Linked DNA regions of Homo sapiens: region 1 is linked to region 2. A link is an interaction called in ENCODE POLR2A ChIA-PET data of the cell type or tissue named here. Cell type or tissue: PC-3. All regions are shown on one strand. Links, peaks and the distances in the headings refer to the core of each region. The heading gives the core; the rest is flanking DNA. Region 1 has its middle 53 kb from the start of KAT6B. Region 2 overlaps KAT6B (lysine acetyltransferase 6B).

What was found. Peaks named below come from ENCODE experiments on the same cell type or tissue, not always from the same donor. Only the 100,000 strongest peaks of a DNase experiment are listed, where the experiment ranks them.
Region 1: POLR2A ChIA-PET joins it to region 2 with 10 read pairs; 3 of 35 experiments call an interaction of 5 or more read pairs at or near these places.

The regions. Positions count from the first base shown.
Region 1 is chr10:74,768,895-74,779,155 of GRCh38, reverse strand. No RefSeq gene overlaps it. Among named protein-coding and RNA genes, the nearest start is that of KAT6B, 53 kb to the left of the region's middle. In PC-3, for the core only: a CTCF peak has its summit at 7,890; no DNase peak of the experiment used is centred there.
Region 2 is chr10:74,878,057-74,888,317 of GRCh38, reverse strand. All of the region lies in intron 3 of KAT6B (lysine acetyltransferase 6B), which reads right to left. Among named protein-coding and RNA genes, the nearest start is that of KAT6B, 57 kb to the right of the region's middle. In PC-3, for the core only: no CTCF peak of the experiment used is centred there; DNase peaks (open chromatin) are centred at 5,267 and 8,047; H3K27ac peaks cover 917 bases.

The DNA.
Region 1 (10,261 bases), core at 1,438-9,437, 110 kb after region 2:
ACTACCCCTTTGATAGTTGTTAGGTTCACGACTACGCCAAATGTCATGCCCAGGGCCAGGTTCCAGATCCATCTGAGGTCCGAGGGGAGTGAGTGGACAGGGGATAGGGAACTGAAAGAACATTCGACGGGCCATAAGCAGGTGAAATGTAGTTTTATTCAGCAGCTCTCTCATGAGCAGCTTTCTCAGACTAGCTCTTACACTTCAGCAGCTTACTTACACTGTCCACCTTGTCTCGGCTGCTTGAGCTGGCCGCTCCCACACACAGCTGTGTGGCCAGCCCTTCCTTGACTTCAGGGTCAGCAGCTTAACTCTTTCTCTCTTTGGGCACGAGCACAAGCCGTGCTGTGCCATGCCAAGCTGTGCCCTGGCTCCCCTCTGTCTGCAAGACAGACAGCTCTGGTTCTTTCTCTCTCTCTCTCTGGGTGCCAGCGTGCCTGCATGAGAGCCATGTCAAGTCGTGCCCAAGAGTGCCTGTACAGTGTTAACAGGGCAGTTACACCTTTCACAGACAATAGTGGCTCCAAGGCAAGTATGAACTTACACAAACAGGTTATATAACAAGCGGAGTATGCGCCTGCACCCTAAACTTGCTGAGTTACTTTGGCCCAGATGTCCGCCTCAGCCTATTGTTGACCAAAGCACATCCATGTACCTTACAGTAGTTCCACTCTGGATCTTGATCTGGAACTGCTATACCTCCTGCCTGATATATATTATGGTTTGGGTTGTGAGCCAATACCTCATCTCCATGGGTCCTAGCTGTCCCCAGAATGTGTTGATTGTCTTTCACTGTACAACACAGAGACAACACAACAAGAAGATCCTGCCAAGTTAAACTATAGGTCAGAGTTAACTTCTTAAACTCATCTATGAATTTTCCTGGATCTTCAGAGAAATGACCAAACTTCTCTTTACATAGAACCAAATCAGACATAGAAAAGGGGACATGTACTCTCACAGTGCATTCTTCCCCATTTGCCACCTCTCTAAGTGGACAAAGATTTCCCTTTGGAGGTTGATGGGAGGCTCCGCTATGAGTAGTCCTCACTGGGCTAAGTTCCTCAGGGAGTGGTGGGTATAGAATGGGACTAGACTTGTAAGGAGGAGAGGACGAAGGGTTCTCAATAGAACTTTCAGGTGGACTGAAGGGAGAAAGGACTGACACATCTGAACCTTCACAGCTGATGGAAGGAAGTTCTGCTCCACCCAAAACTCCCCGCTGAACCCGGGGGTTTTGCATTAAAGGATCATCTAGTATGACTACCTCTTTTTCTTCTTTTCCTTTCATCAAACATGCACATGCCTGCTGCAGGGTTTTATCCTGACTGAGCTGCAAAAATGCTTGAACATATGGTATTTCATACCATTTTCCCTCCCGTTTACAAAAAAAAATAAGTTGAAGTATAGTATTAAAGGCCATAGTTCCAGTAGGAGGCCATTTCTCTTGTTTTTCCAAATAATACTGAGGCTAAACAGTATTACACAGAAACACCAGTTTTCACTGGGCGTGGTGCCTCACACCTGTAATCCCAACACTTTGGGAGGCCGAGGAGGGTGGACCACCTGAGGTCAGGAGTTCGAGACCAGCCTAACCAACACGGTGAAACCCTGTCTCTACTAAAAATACGAAAATTAGCTGGGCGTGGTGGTGTATGCCTATAATCCCAGCTATTCAGGAGGCTGAGGCAGGAGAATTGCTTGAACCCAGGAGGTGGAGTTTGCGGTGAGCTGAGATTGCACCATTGTACTCCAGCATGGGCAACAAGAACAAAACTCCGTCTCAAAAAAAAAAAAAAAAAAAAACCGACCAGTTTTCTCTTCTTAAGCCCATTCAGTTTAAACTGGTCCCAATGTTCAATAATGCATCCTAGTGGTGCGTTCTTTGGAATCAATGCCATGGTTCCCATGAAGGAGGCAGGTGATGTTGAAAGAAAAGTTCCAAGCCTGCGAGAGTGTATTGCCACTGGCAGAGTTCCACTAAAAAGAGAGGTTATTAAGGCCAGCTGCATTAATGAGGGGATCCCTGCCGAAAATTGAATTCTCTTATTCACATTTTCCAGATAACATAAGTGAGCCGAGCCATGAATCTTAGATAAACCACAACATGGACTTCGACAAAAATGTCAAATAAGGAAAGGGAAATGAAGAGGATTTAGATGGGAATGACCAGAGCAAACAGGTCTGGGCAATAGCAGCAGTGTGGATTGGACAAGCAAAGCCAGTTTGCCCAAATCCAAGAAAGGAAAGAAGATTTTTTAGTGTGAAACGAAACAGCAAGGATAAAATTCCCCTGATTTTCATCGTAGTGCTTCTCGATCACAAGCAGACGGATGGAAATTGGGAGGCGCTTAGGAAAAGAGTAAGTTAAAATTCCTAAAACTAGTTAAATAAAGTCTGCTGAAAATGACAGTGAAACAGACACAGCAATTAAGAAATTGATTTATGCAGCAAAGAAGACAAGGCAGATTAATACAAAGAGCATAGCCTGCGGTGCCAAACACATTTTTAGCCAAGAGGGACTTTACTGAGAGGGACCTCTAACCCCCAAATCATAGAAGGGACTCTAACCCTCCTAAGTCAGGCCTCTAACCTGAGGTTGGTCAAGCATCCTTGCCTTTTATTAAGAAGGGTTTCTAACCCACTCTGTCTTAGGAGAGACTCTAACTCCCCTAAGTTGGGCCTCTAACCCAATCCCATTCTTTACCCAGGTACCCCACCACTTACCCAAAGTTACCCAATCAGTGCTGCAGTCTATTTCTTTGGATTGGAGGGTTTCTTCAGTATCGTCCCTTCAGGTTCACCAGAAAGATGTTACAGAACCCCAACACTTACCCAAAGGTAGCCATTGGGTCAGGGTTTCTGCACTATAGTCCCTTGTGTGGTCGCCAGAAATATGTTACAGGAAAGGGGTCCCAATCCAGACCCCAAGAGAGGGTTATTGGATCTCATACAAGAAAGAATTCAGGGCAAGCCCGCCGTACAAAGCAAAAGCAAGTTTATTAAGAAAGTGAAGTGGTGAAAGAACAGCTACTCCATAGCTATAGTGACTTCAGGACATTCCTGAAAGTAAGAGGAGGAATGCACCCACCCTAGGTACAATGCTGGTATATACGGGGAGATGTACTCTGCTACAAGGGTTTGTGATAAAGGATTAATTTTCTTTTTTCTTTTTTGAGATGGAGTCTCACTCTGTCACCCAGGCCCTAGTGCAGTGACGGGATCTCGGCTCACTGCAACCTCTGCCTCCTGGGTTCAAGTGGTTCTCTTGCCTCAGCTTCCTGAGTAGCTGAGATTACAGGCATATGTCACCATGCCCAGCTAATTTTTTTGTATTTTTAGTAGAGACGGGGTTTCTCCATGTTGGTCAGACTGGTCTCAAACTCCTGACCTTGTGACCTACCCGCCTCGGCCTCCCAAAGTGCTGGGATTACAGGCATGAGCCACTGTGCCCAGCTAATTTTCTTAATTACTGTATTTTGCAAGAATCAGTATTATTATCTTTAAAACTTTTGTCATCCACGGACAATTGTTGTTTTGGTCCTTTTTAGATGGTGGTTTTATAAAACCACCAGCTATGAAACTCAAACAGGTGCTCTTGAATGAAGGTTTCTGATAACTTTGAAGATTGTGACATCAGAATAGAGGAAAAACTGTAGGACTCATGGAGAGCTGAAATATTCATGAATATCAAGCAGAATAGGAATTAACTGTATGGACTGAAGTAATAGAAAACTGAAGTAATTTTTTGACTTTTTGCTTAAAATGTTGCTAATCCTTAATTTTTTCAGAGTCAAGAAAACTCCTTTGGAGCTATTGATGGCTTTTTAGCAATTTAGTATACTCCTATAAACAAAATTTGGAGCATATTTTTTTCTCTCTACCTGATTTCTACAGAATTTTGAAACTATTTGTGAGTATTCTTAACTTACAGCAATGCAGTTATTTGCATAAGTGCCATAAGAATCTGTTTTCATTTGTAACAGGACACAATTGAAGAAACTGGTTGTTTTACCAAAGCTTTGACTGGAATGGTGTGCTTGCCTTTAAGGAACCAAACTTGACTTATGGAGCCAATAAAAGCCCCTTGAGAAAACTGGTCTCATGTCTTGTCTCCACAGTCGCTGTACAGGGTTCCTGACCTGTGCGAAGTAAAGAATGTCACTTTCTGACAGGCCCAGGAGACCCAAGTTTGTCTTGGAACCTCTAGAGGAGAGGAATTCACCCAACTCATAGGTATTTGATGGTACAAATCCATTGCTGGGCTTGGCTTTTAAAATCTTATCTAAGATTCTTTCTATGGAACAAAGTTCCATCAAAGCCCATTTAAAAGCCTACATAAAAGAAAATAATTATTCTTGTTGCACTGTATACCAATAATCAGGCCAAGTACAATAAAGCAAATTAGTCCTACCATGATTTATCTTTAGTAAAAATGAGAAACTGGAGAAAGAAAAATTATGTTTCAAAAACTATAGTATACCTGTTGTTAGATTCTGGTCTTGCCTAATGTTTTTCAATTTTTATTATTTTCTACAGTTTGGACTGAATTCTAATTTTTTTTTCTTGGCTACAAGTCTGCAAAATAATGCTTTCAATTTTTTTTTCCTTCTTTTTTCCCATTTTTCCTAATTTGGAGTCACCAGAAACTAAGCTGTGCTTTTGTAAAGCCCTGTGAACTGAAGCTGGATAACTTAAACTTTAGAAGAAAATAACAGCAACCGATTTTATATATATACATAAGCCACTTTCGTACCTGCCTACTGATGTATGGGCTTCAGAGTAATGTGGCCTATATTGATTTTCCAGGATTGTTCTTTTGTTTTTTGTTGTTTTTCTCTCTTCCTCTCCCTATTTTCTCTTCATAGGACATGAGACTTCACAACCTGCTAAAAAATGAGCTTTCTTAACCCATTTAACTTGGGACCTACCCATCTAGGAATAAACCATCCTAGCCATGAGAAATCAGACAAAACCTGAGACTAGAGACTCATTTTCTTCTAAAATGCTTTCTCCAGAAGATTTTTGAAAAGAAAAGGGGGGGAAATGTGAAAGAAAAATAAATCTTGGGGCTTCTAAATCACTAAGCTAAAGGGAAAAGTCAAGCTGGGAACTGCTTAGGGCCAACCTGCCTCCCATTTTATTCAAAGTCACCCTTCTGCTCACTGAGATAAATGCATATCTGATTGCCCCCCTTGAAGAAGCTAATCAGAAACTCAAAAGAATGCAACCATTTGTCTCTTATGTACCTATGACCTGGAAGCCCCCTCTCTCACCTTTGCTGTGAGTTGTCCTGCCTTTCCAGACTGAACCAATGTTCATTTTACATATGTTGATTGATGTCTCATGTCTCCCTAAAATGTATAAAACCAAACTGTGCTCTAACCACCTTGGGCACATGTCATCAGAACCTCCTGAGGCTGTGTTACGGGTGCGTGTCCTCAATCTTGGCAAAATAAACTTTCTAAATTAATAGACCTGTCTCAGATTTCTGGGGTTCACAAGACAAAATATATATGTATTTCACAGCATCACAGTGATGGATATGTTAATTTTTTTGACTGTAGTAGCCATTTCACTATGTATATGTATATCAAAATGTAACTGCCCAGTGAGTTCTTCCCGCCTGCTGCACAGACAAAATCAATGCACTGAGACCATGGCATTGCAGTAAAGAAAGAGTTTATTGAGGCAAGGCCAGCCACACTACACTACTCAAGGCAATCTCTTCAAAAATTTGAAGGCTAGGGTTTTTCAAGGATAGCGGGTAGGGGGCTACGGAGTAGGGGCATGCTGATTGGTTGGGGATGCAGTCATATGGGTGTGGAAAATGTTCATTCTGTGCTGACCCTGCTTCTAAGTGGTAGCCACCAAAGTGGCCACTTGCCCTGGTCAGGCAGTCCGGTGGGACCATCTGGTCATCAGAAATGCAAAAGACATCTCAAAAGATTCTACAATACCAATGTTAATTACAAGAGTCATTGGGGAAGTTCTAAATCTTATGATCTTTGGAACAATAAAAAATCATTTGGCCGAGTGCAGTGGATCACGCCTGTAATCCCAGCACTTTGCAAGGCTGAGGGACGTGGATCACTTGAGGTCAGGAGTTCGAGACCAGCTTGGCCAACATGGCAAAACCCTGTTTCTATTAAAAATATGAAAATTAGCCAGGTGTGGTGGTGGACCTGTAATCCCAGCTACTCAGGAGGCTGAGGCAGGAAAATCGCTTGAACTCAGGAGGCAGAGGTTGCAATGAGCTGAGATTGTGCCACTGCACTCCAGCCTGGGCAACAGAGCAAGACTCTGTCTCAAAAAAAACAAAATAAAATCATTTGGCCTGGCTCAATGTCTCACACCTGTAATGTCAGCACTTTGGGAAGCTGCGGGGGTGGGCAGATGGTTTATCTCAGGTGTTCAAGACCAGCTTGGGCAACATAGCAAGACCCCATCTCTACAAAAAGTACAAAGGTTAGCCAGGTGTGGTGGTATGTGTCTGTAGTCCCTCTTCTCAGAAGGCTGTGGTGGGAGAATTGCTTGAGCCTGGGGAGCTCAAGGCCGCAGTGAGCCATGATTAAGCCACTGCACTCCAGCCTGGGCAGCAGAGTGAGATCCTGACTAAAAAAAAAAAAACAAAAAATTGGCCAGGCTTGATGACTCACGCCTGTAATCCCAGCACTTTCGGAGGCTGAGGCAGGTGGATCACGAGGTCAGGAGTTCAATACCAGCCCGGCCAGCATAGTGAAACCCCATCTCTACTAAAAATACAAAAATTAGCCCAGTGTGGGGGCGGGTGCCTGTAGTCTCAGCTACTTGGGAGGCTGAGGCAGGAGAATCGCTTGAACCCAGGAGGCGGAGGTTGCAGTGAGCTGAGATCATGCCACTGCACTCCAGCCTGGGCGACACAGCAAGATTCTGTCTCAAAAAAAAAAATTATTTATACCTACATCTTAGCAGAATTCACGCCCCTCTCACCCTCCTAACCTGGTGGCCTTTCACTAGTTTTATGAAGGCAGCTTAGTTTTTGGGAAGGGTTATTAATTATCATTTAAACTAGAAACTAAATTTCAAGGCCTGGCAAGGTGGCTCATGCCTGTAATCCCAACACATTTGGTTGGCAGGCCGAGGCGGGTGGATCACATGAGGCTAGGAGTTTGAGACCAGCCTCGGCAACATGGTGAAATCCCATCTCTATAAAACAGACAAAAATTAACTGAATGTGATGATGGTTCATGCCTGTAATCCCAGTTACTCAGGAGGCTGAAGTGGGAAGACGGCTTGAGCCCCAGAGGCAGAGGCTGCAGTGAGCCATAATCAAACCACTGCAATCCAGCCTGGGCAACTGAGCCAGACCCAGTCTCAAAAAACAAAACAAAACAAAACAAAACAAAAAATGGCCAGGCATGGTGGCTCATGCCTGTAATCCAAAGCATGGGGCAGGTGGATCACTTCAGCCTTGAGAGGCTGGGGCAGGTGGATCACTTGAGCTCGGGTGTTCAAGACCAACCTGGCCAACAAAGTCAGGTCTCTACTGAAAATACAAAAATTAGCCAGGACTGGTGGCATGCACCTGTGGTCCCAGCTACTCAGCAGGCTGAGGTGGGAAGATCGCCTGGGCCTGGGGAGATCGAGGCCGCAGTGAGCCATTATCACACCACTGCATTTTAGCCTGAGTGACAGAGTGAGAACCCCCTTCACACACACACACAAAAAAACGAAAAAAAAAAAAAAAAAAAGGCTAGGTGCAGTGGCCTATGCTTGTAATCCCAGCGTTTTTTGATTGCTTGTGTCCAGGAGTTCAAGACCATCCTGGGCAACATCACTCCAAAAAAGAAAATTAGCTGGGTGTAGTGGAGCATGACTGTAGTTCCAGCTACTCAGGAAGCCGAGGCGAGAGGATCTCTTGAGCCTGCCAGTAGAGGCTTCAGTGAGCCATAATTGCACTAATGCACTCTGCCTAGGCAACAGAGAAAGACCCTGTCTCATTAAAATATATATATATATATATAGTTTTAAAAAATGACTGGACGCAGTGATTCATGCCTATAATCCCAACACTTTGGGATGATCGCTTGATCTCAGGAGTTCAGGACCAGCCTGGGTAAAACAGCGAGGCCCTGTCTTGAAACTGCCTTTGCAAAAGAATTATAACTGAGGAAGTTATGACAGTTGAAAGAGATCTGACCTAACCAACTCCACCTTGTTTCTAGCCTCACGGGTTGGCTATCTGCTCATTCCTGGGCATGGGCCAAACTCACTTTGGGAGAAATTTAGTTTATAGTTTAAATAATAGCCTTTCCCTAAAACTAAACTGTTCTTGTAAAACTAATGAAAGGCCACCAAGTAAGGATGAGAGGGACTTGAATTCTAAATAATACTAGCCATTATTCCAGAGATCATAAGATTTGCAACTTCTCCAATTACTCTTGAAGATAACATGGTAGAAGCTAGGATTGGCCTTTTAAAATGTCTCTTCAGGTTTTTGCATTTCTGACAGCCTGATGGTCCCACCTGGACCTGCCAATCAGTCCTGTGACCCCACCCAGGAACTGACTCAGCATAAGAGGACAGCTTTGACTCCCTGTGATTTCATCTCTGAGCCAACCAATCAGTGCTCCCAACTCACTGGTCCCCTACCCACCAAATTATTAAAAATTCTAATCCCTGAATTCTCAGGGACACTTATTTGAATAATAATAAAACTCCAATCTTTCATGTAGCTGGCTCTGCATGAATTAAACTCTTTCTCTATTGCAATTAACCTGTCTTGATAAATTGGCTCTGTCTAGGCAGTGGGCAAGGAGAACTCCATGGACAGTTATAGTCTCTACAAAAAAATTTTTTAAAATTAGCCAGGTATGGTGGCATGTGGCTATAGTCCCAGCTACTCAGGAGGCTAAGGCAGGAGGATAACTTGGGCCCAGGAGTTCTAGACTACAACAAGAGCTATGATGATGCTACTGTACTCTAGCCTAGGAAACAGAGCAAGACTCTGTCTCTAAAGAAGTTTTTTAAATTAAATTTAATTTAAAAAATTAAAAATTTTATTTAGGCTGGGCATGGTGGCTTACGCCTGTAATCCCAGCAATTTGGGAGGCTGAGGTGGGCGGATCATCTGAGGTCGGGAGTTCGAGACCAGCCTGACCAACATGGAGAAACCCCGTCTTTACTAAAAATACCAAAAAAAAAATTAGCCAGGTGTGGTGGTGCATGCCTGTAATCCCATCTACTTGGGAGGCTGAGGCAGGAGAATCGCTTGAACCCAGTAGGAGGAGGTTGCGGTGAGCCGAGATTGTGCCATTGCACTCCAGCCTGGGCAACAGGAGTGAAACTCTGTCTAAAAAAAAAAAATTATTTAAAGAAACTTGCTGTTTTACTTAAATGTAATCAAAAGGGAAATTTTTATTATTTATTTATTTATTTACTTTTTTTGAGATGGAATTTCACTCTTGTTGCCCAGGCTGGAGGGCAATGGCTCCATCTCAGCTCACTGCAACATCTGCCTCCCAGTTACAAGCAATTCTTCTGCTTCAGCCTCCCGAGTAGCTGGGATTACAGGCATGTGCCACTATGCCCGGCTAATCTTGTATTTTTAGTAGAGACAAGGTTTCCCCATGTTGGTCAAGCTGGTCTCCAACTCCCGACCTCAGGTGATCTGCCCACCTCAACCTCCCAAAATGCTGGGATTACAGGTGTGAGCCACCGTGCCCAGCCCAAAAGGGAAATTTTATATCAATATTATAAATAGAAAAACCACTGTCACTTGCCTTTATTGATTGAACTAAGCATATTAATATTCGAAATAAAAAATATTGTTTTGTGAATCCTTTAGTATGATCTTGGGAACCATCTTTTGGGAAACATTACTTCTCATTCAGCACTTTCTTCACCTAATACACTGGCCATTTGCTTGGCATACAAGAATTTCTGATTCTCCCTGTCCTTCCCCTTCTCAAGGGCTGAGATGCTGTGTCCTATGGAAAGTGAAATTCCTTCAGTTCTATTAAAGGAAACTAAATATGGCCTGAGAAGGACTCCATACTTCTATATGTAAGTCCTTGTGGATGAACTGCAACCTAATTTAATAGGTAGACAAGATTGAAAACCTAACTTAGGAGTATGCCCCTGTAACAATCGCTGAATCTTGTCCAGTCCCAGTGGCCATACTTTAACCAGTCATACACTGATGAGTGCTCAAACTGTGATCAAATGAGGCAAACGCTGAGCTGTAATCAATCCAGCTGTTTCTGCACCTCATTTCCAA
Region 2 (10,261 bases), core at 704-8,703:
TTTTTTAATTATATTTGTGATTTTGTCTTTGGTGATACAGACATTACAATCTTTTAATGGTCAAATTTATTCATCACTTCCCAGCTATACCCAAGATTACTTACATGTACGTAATACTTTCTTCTAACAAGAAACCCATTCTTTGCAAACTCCACTGGGTTCTGGCCTGGCAGTGCTTGAAGGGATATGAGATACACTCCTACAACCCACACATTGGAGAATTTCCATACAGCTATCCTGACCCCACCTCTGAAAGAGGCAGGTGTCAGTCAGTGCTCTGCCAGCCTGTGGGCACTATTTCAGGAAGGACCAGCCAGTTCTCTTTTTTTTTCCAGACAGGATCTCACTCTGTCAACCAGGCTGGGCTGCAGTGGCACAATCATAGCTTACTGCAGTCTCAATCTCCCCAAAGTGCCTCAGCCCAAAGCACTGGAATTATAGGCGCATGCCCCACACCAAACTACCTTTTTTTTTTTTGAGGTGGGGTCTTGCTATGTTGCCCAGGCTGGTCTCAAACTCCTAGGCTCAAGCAATCCTCCTGGCTTAGCCTCCCAAAGTCTTGAGATTATGGGCAGGAGCCACTGCACTTGGCACTAGTTTCCTTTCTTAACATCAAAGCCAGAAGCCTAACCCATTCCAGGCTAAATGTGCCAGCCTGGTCAGCCTGACATCATGGCTCAAAACCAGAGACCAGGCTGGGCATGGTGGCTCACACTTGTAATCTCAGCACTTTGGGAGGCTGAGGCAGGTGGATCACCTGAGGTCAGGAGTTCAGGACCAGCCTGGCCAACATGGTAAAACCCCATCTCTACTAAAAATACAAAAATTAGCTGGGCATGGTGGCATGTGCCTGTAATCTCAGCTACTCAGGAGGCTGAGGCAGAATTGCTTGAACCCAGGAGGCAGAGGTTGCAGTGAGCCAAGATTGCGCCACTACACTCCAGCCTGAGCAACAGAGCAAGACTCCATCTCAAAAACAAAAAACAGAGACGAAAGCCCTGCCACACAGAGAGGCAAGCATCCCACTATCCATGGCTCAGTCCCTGGGCCAGGAGTGTCTGGACACCCTATGGAAAGACTGTCACCCCACCCCTCTCTCCTGTAGTCTCAGATGTAACATACTGCCTGCAGAACTGCATCCCTGACCTGGTAGAAACCAACCCCAGGGCATTGGGTAACTCTGATGACTAGATCCTGGTCTGACATGCCCAAATGCCAAGGTGTAGTCCCTGCGAGACAGTCCCCTGTCCCCAGAGAGACGGTGGAGAAAGGCTGGCTCTTCTCCCTTCACACCTGCACTATGAGATCAGGTCTTTGATTCCTCTGCATTCTGCTCCCCACTGCTGACATGGTCTCCCTTACAAGATATGCCATAACCTACTGCCCAGCCTGTCCAAACCTCACGTATCAGGCCCTCAGGACTCACCCAACTACCAGAAAGAGGGCCCAGGACAGTTAGGTTCCGAGTTCCCTGACTCCAAGCAGGGTGAAGTGAGCTCTGGTTCCTGGGTCAGTGTAATACACTGGGTTATGGATGGGTCAGAGGTTGGTGGGAACACATACCTTCCCTCTCTGCGATACATGAATTATTTAGTCAAGAACATAGCACTTAATGGGCAGGTAAGGTGGAAGTACAGAGTAGGAGCAGATGCAGCCTATGTTTCTGTGGCTTGTCCTTTGCCCCTGGGTTTCCACCTAAGAGCATCAGCCAACTATAACACCAAGCTCAGGTGGGGTCCTCCCAGATGTGGGGCACGGGGGAGCGGAGAGGAAGCTGAATCTTTGCTGTGGCTTTTAAATACTCTGGCTTATCTACTCATCACTATACTTACGTTTAAAGGAATATTTATATACATTAGATACTCCTGGTTGGTGAGTCAAACTCGGCATTTTCAAGAATTCCTCCTCACCTGGGATGCAGGTGGGGGTGAAGAAGGCTCTGTGTCCAGGTGTCCCTGCCTCCAGCTTCCCAATCTTTGGAAAGTCCATCTCCCAGAACTGTGATGGCCTGAGAGGCCTGCTCCAACACACATGAAACTCAGCAGAACATCGCAGGGCATACCTGGGAAAATTCCAATCCCACCTCAACCTTCTCTCAGACAAAATTAATCTTGCCTGTCAGAGCCAAATGTAACCTAATGTTCCCCTGATGTAAACAGCTCCCCCTTCTCCTGTTACAGCCCCAACCATCGTGCTTGCACAAACTGAAATCCTACTGTTTACAGCCTGATGATAACCCAGTTGGCATTCTGTGCTCTAAGCTACTCCCTTAGAAAGAGCTTCCCCTGGCCGGGCGCAGTGGCTCACACCTGTAATCCCAGGACATTGGGAGGCCAAGGTGGGAGGATCACAAGGTCAAGAGATCAAGACCATCCTGGCCAACATGGTGAAACCCTGTCTCCACTAAAAATACAAAAAATTAGCTGGATGTGGTGGCGTGCACCTGTAGTCCCAGCTACTCGGGAGGCTGAGGCAGTAGAATCGCTTGAACCTGGGAGGCAGAGGTTGCAGTGAGCTGAGATCGTGCCACTGCACTCCAGCCTGGTGACAGAGCAAGACTCCATCTCAAAAAAAAAAAAAAAAGAACTTCTCCTTGACCTTTCAAGGCCTCCCCAGCAGGACTCAAAATAGGCAGCCTCACCTAAGTCCCACTCACCTCTGAGTCCTCCACAATATTTACTACACTTCTTTATCCTAGATAACATTTTCTAAATATTTGTTCAATTAATTATATTGGAATTATTTCTGGAATTAATTTTTGCCTTCCCAAAGTTCATATCTAGCATATTTAAGTTTGATAAACTTGCATCTTTATTAAAGAAATCTCTCATTGGCCTAATAGCAATATTATCCAATATCAACTTCAGATTTAACCAGCCTCAACTGGTTAAGAGCTTCAGATGGCATTATACTAAATGGAGAGTTTCCTCAGATTCTAAATCTGTGCTGTCCAACACAATAACCACTAATCACATGCGACTATATAAATTTACATTTTCTCCTTTGGGAGGCTGAGGCCTGGAGTCCAGACCAGCTTGGGCAACATAGAGAGACCCCATATCTACAAAATTTTTTTTTTTTAATTAGCCAGGTATGGTGGTACATGCCTGTAATCCCAGCTACTCAGAAGGCTAAGGCAGGAGAATCACTTGAGCCCAGGAGGTCGAGGCTGCAGTGAACTATGATTGCACCACTGCACTCCGGCCTGGGTAACAGAGCAAGACCTTGTCTCTAAATAAATAAATAAATTAATTAATTAATTAATTTACATTTTCAAGAAAATTAAAATTTTAGTTTCTCAGTCTCAGCCACATTTTAAGTGCTCAATAGCCACATGTGGCTGGTGGTTACCAGACCATATTGGATGGTGCAGATAGAGAAAATTTCCATCATCAAAGAAGGTTCTTTAGGATAGCGCTGCTCCAAATGCATTAAAAATCTTGAAAACTGGCTGGGCACTGTAGCTCACGCCTGTAATCCCAGCATTTTGGGAGGCTGAAGATGGCAGATCATTTGAGGTCAGGAATTCGAGACCAGCCTGACCAACATGGTGAAACCTGTCTCTACTAAAAATACAAAAAATCAGCCGGGCATGGTGGCCCGCACCTGTAATCCCAGCTACCTGGGAGGCTGAGGCAGAAGAATCACTTGAAACCAGGAAGCAGGTGTTGCAGTGAGCCCAGATCACGCCACTGCACTCCAGCCTGGGCAACAGAGTGAAACTCCGTCTCCAAAAAAAAAATCTTGAAAACCCAAAGAATCCTTAGCTTACAGCTAGTATCAGATCTTCAAGGTACCATAATTAAATTTAAAAACACACTGCTCCTTTAATTAAAACAACATAAGGAAACACTCTCACTGATAAAGTAGGGCTTTTATAATAATAGATTTGTCTCATCACAATGAAAAATTTAAACACAGCCTAAGTCTCATCTATCTTCGGTTGCCAAAGCTAATAGCCTATGCAGAGGGCAATGCATTCTTAGAGTTGCATGAATCCTTTCTCCTGACAGATAAAATTTCTGGTTAATAGTCACTAAGGAAAGTAATTTTAACATAACCCTTTATGTCCTGGGCTTGACTAGAGCATACAAACAACACCTAGAAAATTTTCAACCCAGGGATTTCAAAAGCTATGCATACAAAACCAAAAACACCTAAGTCTTCTATGAGTTCAGAATTTGATGCTAGGTGGAAGGTGTCTATGAATATGTGAAGTGAGTATATATGTTGGAATAAAGGAACTGTCTAAGTAGGCTGTGTCTTTTTCTCTCCCATCTCCATGAAATGCCAGTGTCTCTTAGCAGATAAAATACAAACCATAAGGGAGTTAGAGAAAAGAAGTCTTCTATTCCTTTTATAGACTCCTAGGAGCACTGAGACTCATTCAACAGCACATAAGTATGAGTCCTGGAAAGCACAGCTTCAGCACCTCAATAGAAAAGTTTTTCCCCTCACAGTGAAGCAATGAGAGGGCTAAGAAGCACATACTTTTTAAAAATCAAAACAGAATTGGATGAGGATGGGCAGAAGGGTAGGCCTGGGGGCAGAGGACCAGGTCATCCAACAGTCTCCAGGTATAAAGTCTCAATTCTATACATTCATAATGTGTATTTGTGATGTTCCCTCTGGGCTGGCCACCACACTGTATAATCATAAAGTGAGCTTTAATTACCCAAGACCATTCACTAGCTCTTATGAAATGTGTTCTACCTGAAGGACTGCTCAAGAGGGTCACAAATGGCTCATAATTTTTTTCTGCTGGATCTTAAAGCCTACAACTTCCTACTAAAGGAAAGGTCAAAGGAAATACATCTGTAAAATACTGCCAGAGGGGAACAGGAGAAGTAGGGGGCAGCCAACAACTGGGACCTCGGTGATGCCAACCTTAACTGTCATTTCACCCTTTCCCCTTCAAACCATCCCATGGTCCTAAAACCTTTATAATCCTTTTATACTTGACACTATTGTCCCAGAAGAGCTGTTTGTCATCCTGAAATCAAACTGTATCTTCTCCTCTGGGAGCATGTACATTCTGTAATAAGACAGGTAATCCTCAGACAGCGGCAAGCAGAACCGTACTAGGCTCTGATACTGACCTTGACTTTACTGAAAAACGTTAAGTGGTAAAAATTTCATCAAGGTAAGGGAAGAACAAAGGAAGAAACTGTTTCCATGTTTTCCCTTCCATTTTACATGTGCATTATTTCAATCCCATAGCCAATTGTTTGTCATCTCTTTATAAACTTTCGGGAACTCAATAGAAAACAGTACATGAGTCACTCTCTCAAGAGCATACAAATGATGAGGAATACATTCCCATATATATATACTATTATTCACTGAAATTTTTACTTAGCTGTTTTTGATGAAGAAAGCCATATGGTCATGAAAAATACACTATAGGCAAGTTACTGATTCTGACAAAGCTTTCTTAAAATTCAGAAGAAACTATGTGAACCAAACAAACACGAACACATCAACCCTCAGAAAAGATGTTTAAAGAGCAATGCAAAATGTTTTAACTGGACTTTATCAGGCTTCTTAAATACTATAGAATTTCCTTACTGACACATTAGGGAAGAAATTAACTTTTAAAGACAATTGTTTAAGGTAAGCAATCTCACAAAATGTTTATCTAACAGAATCCAGCCATGCTGGCTACAGCATCTCTATTGACATACCTTTAAAAACCACAAATTATTAGGAAATAGGTCTGGAAAAACGTGGCCCATGTAGAAAAAGTCTTTAACAAAGAAAGGTTTATTTCCAAATTACATTAGTATTCACAAGGTGAAACAACTTATTATAGATGCACAGCATTAGTCTCATACACAATAATACCTTTACTAATAAGAGAATATGTCCAAATGTCACATTTCTTTTTTACAAAGTTTAATTACCAGAGGTGAGAACTGATAGGCACAGGAATGAGTTCCAGGGTATCAGATAAGAGGATGGCTGCAGAACGAAATTACTGTAAAATACTAACTAAAAGTCAAACATGCAAGAAAATATAAAATATGCATCAGACAGTTTTAGGATGAGGTTAAGGAAAAGAGTCAGTGAGCCAGATTAATACTAATAGCAAGAGGAAGAATAAGAGGAATCTCTGGTTGAGCAGGGAAGGGGAGACAGCAGGGAAAATCTTGAAGAAGGGGCAGAGCTTTCAGCTCTTAAGTGAAGTTAAAGTGGAAGATGGAGACTCCAGCAGCCCCAGCAGACACATCCACCTCAGGTGGAGGCGCAGCGGGAAGAGCAGGTTCCTTTTGACTGTATTCCCCCATCCCATGGCACCCACCAAGGGTGCTTTCTAGGTCAACCTCGGAAGGAAGCCTCTGGTGTCTAAAACTCCATCCCCAGCCAAGTGTGGTGGTTCACGCTGGTAATCCCAACACTTTGGGAGGCTGAGGCAGGAGGATCGCTTTGAGGCCAGGAGTTTGAGAAGAGCCTAGGCAACATAGCGAGACCCCAGCTCTATAAAATAATTTTAAAAATTAGCCAGGCACAGTGACATGAGACTGTAGTCCCAGTTACTTGGAAAACTGACACAGGAGGATCACTGGAGTCCAGGAGTTCAAAGTTACAGTGAACTACGATTACACCACTGCACTCCAGCCTGGGCAACACAGCGAAACCCCATCTCAATCAATCAATCTCCACCGCCATCTGTGTGCTGGTTAATGGCATCCTTGCAACACAGGGTTTAACACGAAAATTCTGCATGAGACAACATGCAATTGTTTTCAGTATAATCACTCAAAAAGTATCAATGAATGGTTTTAGATTCCTGTGTTTCAACAGAGGGTGGAGCACAGAAGGCATGGGGTGTTTGGAGATAGCCAGAAGCCAAAGGCAGGAGGCAAAGGGCAGTGAAATCACCACTACTGAGTGATGTACAGGGTACAGGCCAGCACCTTACTTTATACAGATTACCTCAGTGAAGCCTCACAACAACCTTATGGACGAGGTGAAAGGAGCCAACTGGGGACAACTCTGATCCTTATAACCCCCAAATCTTAGAAAAACGAGGCTGTCCAGTGAGAGTCCAACTATAAAACCAACAGGGCATGTTAGAGACACAGCCTCCTTAAGGAGGCTTAAAGATGGTTGGGCACAGTGGCTCACACCTATAATCCCAGCACTTTGGGAGGCCGAGGCAGGCGGATCCCCTGAGGTCAGGAGATGGAGACCAGCCTGACCAATATGGTGAAACCCCATCTCTACTAAAATGACAAAAATTAGCTGCACCTGTAGTCCCAGCTACTCCAGAGGCTGAGGTAGGATAATGGCTTGAACCTGGGAGGTGGAGGTTGCAGTGAGCCAAGACTGCACCACTGCACTCCAGCATGGAAGACAGAGTGAGAGTCCGTCTCAAAAAAAAAAAGAGAGAGTAAGATAAGGCCAGGAACAGTGGCTCACGCCTGTAATCCCAACACTTTGGGAGGCCAAGGCAGGAGGATTGCTTGAGCCCAGGAGTTCGAGACCAGCCTGGCCAACATGGTGAAACCCCGTCTCTACTAAAAATACAACAATTAGCTGGGCATGGTGGCGTGCGCCTGTAATCCCAGTTACTTGGGAGGCTGAGGCAGGAGAATTGCTTGAGCCTGGGAGGTGGAGGTTGCAGTGAGCCGAGATTGCGCCACTGCACTTCAGCCCAGGCGACAGACCAAAACTCCATCTCAAAAAAAAACATCAGTAAGACACACCTGAAGACCAGCAATTCCACTGCTAGGTATACAGCCAAGAGAAGTAAAAACGTGTCCACACAAAAATATGTACACAAATGTTCATAGTACTACTACTCATAATAGCCAGAAAGTAGAACCATCAATGTCTAATGAATGAATGAAATAAAATGTGGTATATCCATACAAAGAACTATTATTTGGCAGTTATAAAGAATGAAGTACTGATACATACTACAGCTTAAAAGAACTTGAAAAATTATGCTCAGTGAAAGAAGCCAGTGATTTTTAAAAAAGGCCACATACCATAGGATTCCATTTATATGACATGTCTAAAATACGCAAAGTTATAGAGACAGAAAATAGATGAGTGGTTGCCACAGTCTAAAGGAAGCAGGAAATGGGCAGTGATGCTAATGGGTATAGGATTTCATTTTGGGGTAAGAAAAATGTTCTGGAATTAGACAGTGGTGAATGACTTTGTGAACATACTAAAAACCACTGAATTACACACTTTAAAAAAGTAAATTTTACGATAACGCAAATTATGTCTCTTTTTTTTTAATCTACCTTTATTTTTATTATTATTTTTTGAGATGGAGTCTCACTCTGTCGCCCAGGCTAGAGTGCAATGGCACTCACAATGGATCTCAGCTATAGGTGCCTGTCACCATGTCCAGCTAATTTTTGTATTTTTAGTAGAGACGGGGTTTCACCGTGTTGGCCAGGCTGGTCTCAAACTCCTGACCTCAGGTGATCTGCCAGCTTTGGCCTCCCAAAGTGCTGGGATTACAGGTGTGAGCCACCATGCCTGGCCAGATCTACCTTTAGACAATAACGTATCTAAACACTGTCCATTAGAAGGGGAGACTAGTCAGCACCAGAAGCTTAGAAAGGAAGGAAAAAACAAAAACGACACTGTCTGGGGAGAAGCTTCAGTAACAGGGGGACTAAGAACCCTGAGCTCAGATTCATTGAAAGGCTTCTCAGAATGGCATTAGCACTACAGAATTAATCCCAGGCTGCTGGCAAAGTGAACAGAGTCCCCTGAATTTGGGTAATATAGTAGCCCTAAGATCTCTTGTCAGTCAAAATCTCACGAGCACCAAGCAAATCCCATGGAGCTCTTCTTCCAGTATCCTCCCCTGATCCAATATCATTTATTTCTCATTGTAAATTATTAAGCTGCCTTTCAGGCCTTTTTAAGCCCAGTCAAGGCAGCTCCTATGTCAAGAAATGACCTGCTTCCATATTTTTGGACAACAGAGGATATGGGGAAAGACTAGGATGGCCAACCATCCTGGTTTTCCTAGGGCTTTCCAGGCTATAGCACTCAAAGTCCTACAACCCAGAAAACCACTTGGTCCCAGGCGACCCAGGATGCTTGATCACCCCAGAAAAGACCCTGAACTTGGTAACAATACTAAGATAATGCTGCCCTAACAAAGCAGATAATGTGTAGAGTGACTGATGCAAACCGATTCCCACCATCTTCTCCTTTGCCTTCTAACCAAAGAGACTGGGAAGCTACTTTCTTGACATCCCAGACTACCTGCCACTAGTGATGGTTGTACGGCTCAGCTCAAGCCAATGAAATATAAGCAGAAGCCTTGGGGAGTCCCTCATTTCCTGAATAAAAAGGAAGACGTTTCCGCTGTTACCCTTGGCACTTTCCCTCTTTCCCCTGTGGGAATAGAGAGATGGTGCCTAGATATGAAGCAGCTATTTTGTGAGAATGAGATGAGCAAGTGAGCACAAGGAAGGCTTCTATGCTAAAGATGGTGAAGCAGAAAGACCCTGAGCCACACAGTTTGGCCAGACACCACTCACCATAACCCAAACATGCACCCTGGTTCATACCTCTGATCCCTGTAGCTTGTTACTTCTCTACATAAAATGTCTTCCCTACTTTCTGGATGGACTCTGACTTCAAATCTCAATCTAGAAGTTACCTCCCTCTGCAAAGCCTTCCCCAGCCAAAACAAATGTCTTTTTTTTTTTTTTTTTTTTGAGATGGAGTCTTGCTCTGTCACCCAGACTGGAGTGCAGCGGCACCATCTTGGCTCACTGCAACCTCCACCTCCCGGGTTCAAGTGATTCTCCTGCCTCAGCCTCCCGAGTAGCTGGGATTACAGGCACATGCTACCATACCCGGCTAATTTTTTGTATTTTAGTAGAGACAGGGTTTCACTGTGTTGCCCAGGCTGGTCTAGAACTCCTGAGCTTTAGGGGTCATTTGTTCACCCCAAACCCAGTCAGCCCGCAACATTAGCATTAGTTGTATGGTTAGTTACTAATGCACCCACTATAGTCTCCCTGGCTGACCACGCTGTACTATACCTACAAAAAGTACTCTGTAAATGAATGAGTATGAAATATTTCATAAGTCACTGACTGAACAAGTCAACCCCTTTCCTCTTTGAGTTTCTTAAGGGAACAAATAGTATCTCACTCACTGTTGCATCCCTAACAGGCAAATCTGAGATGCCCAATACATGTTTGCTAAACACAAACCATCACAGCTCCTCATAAAAATGTCTCCATTGAGCTGTGATTTAATGCCATCCCTTTCT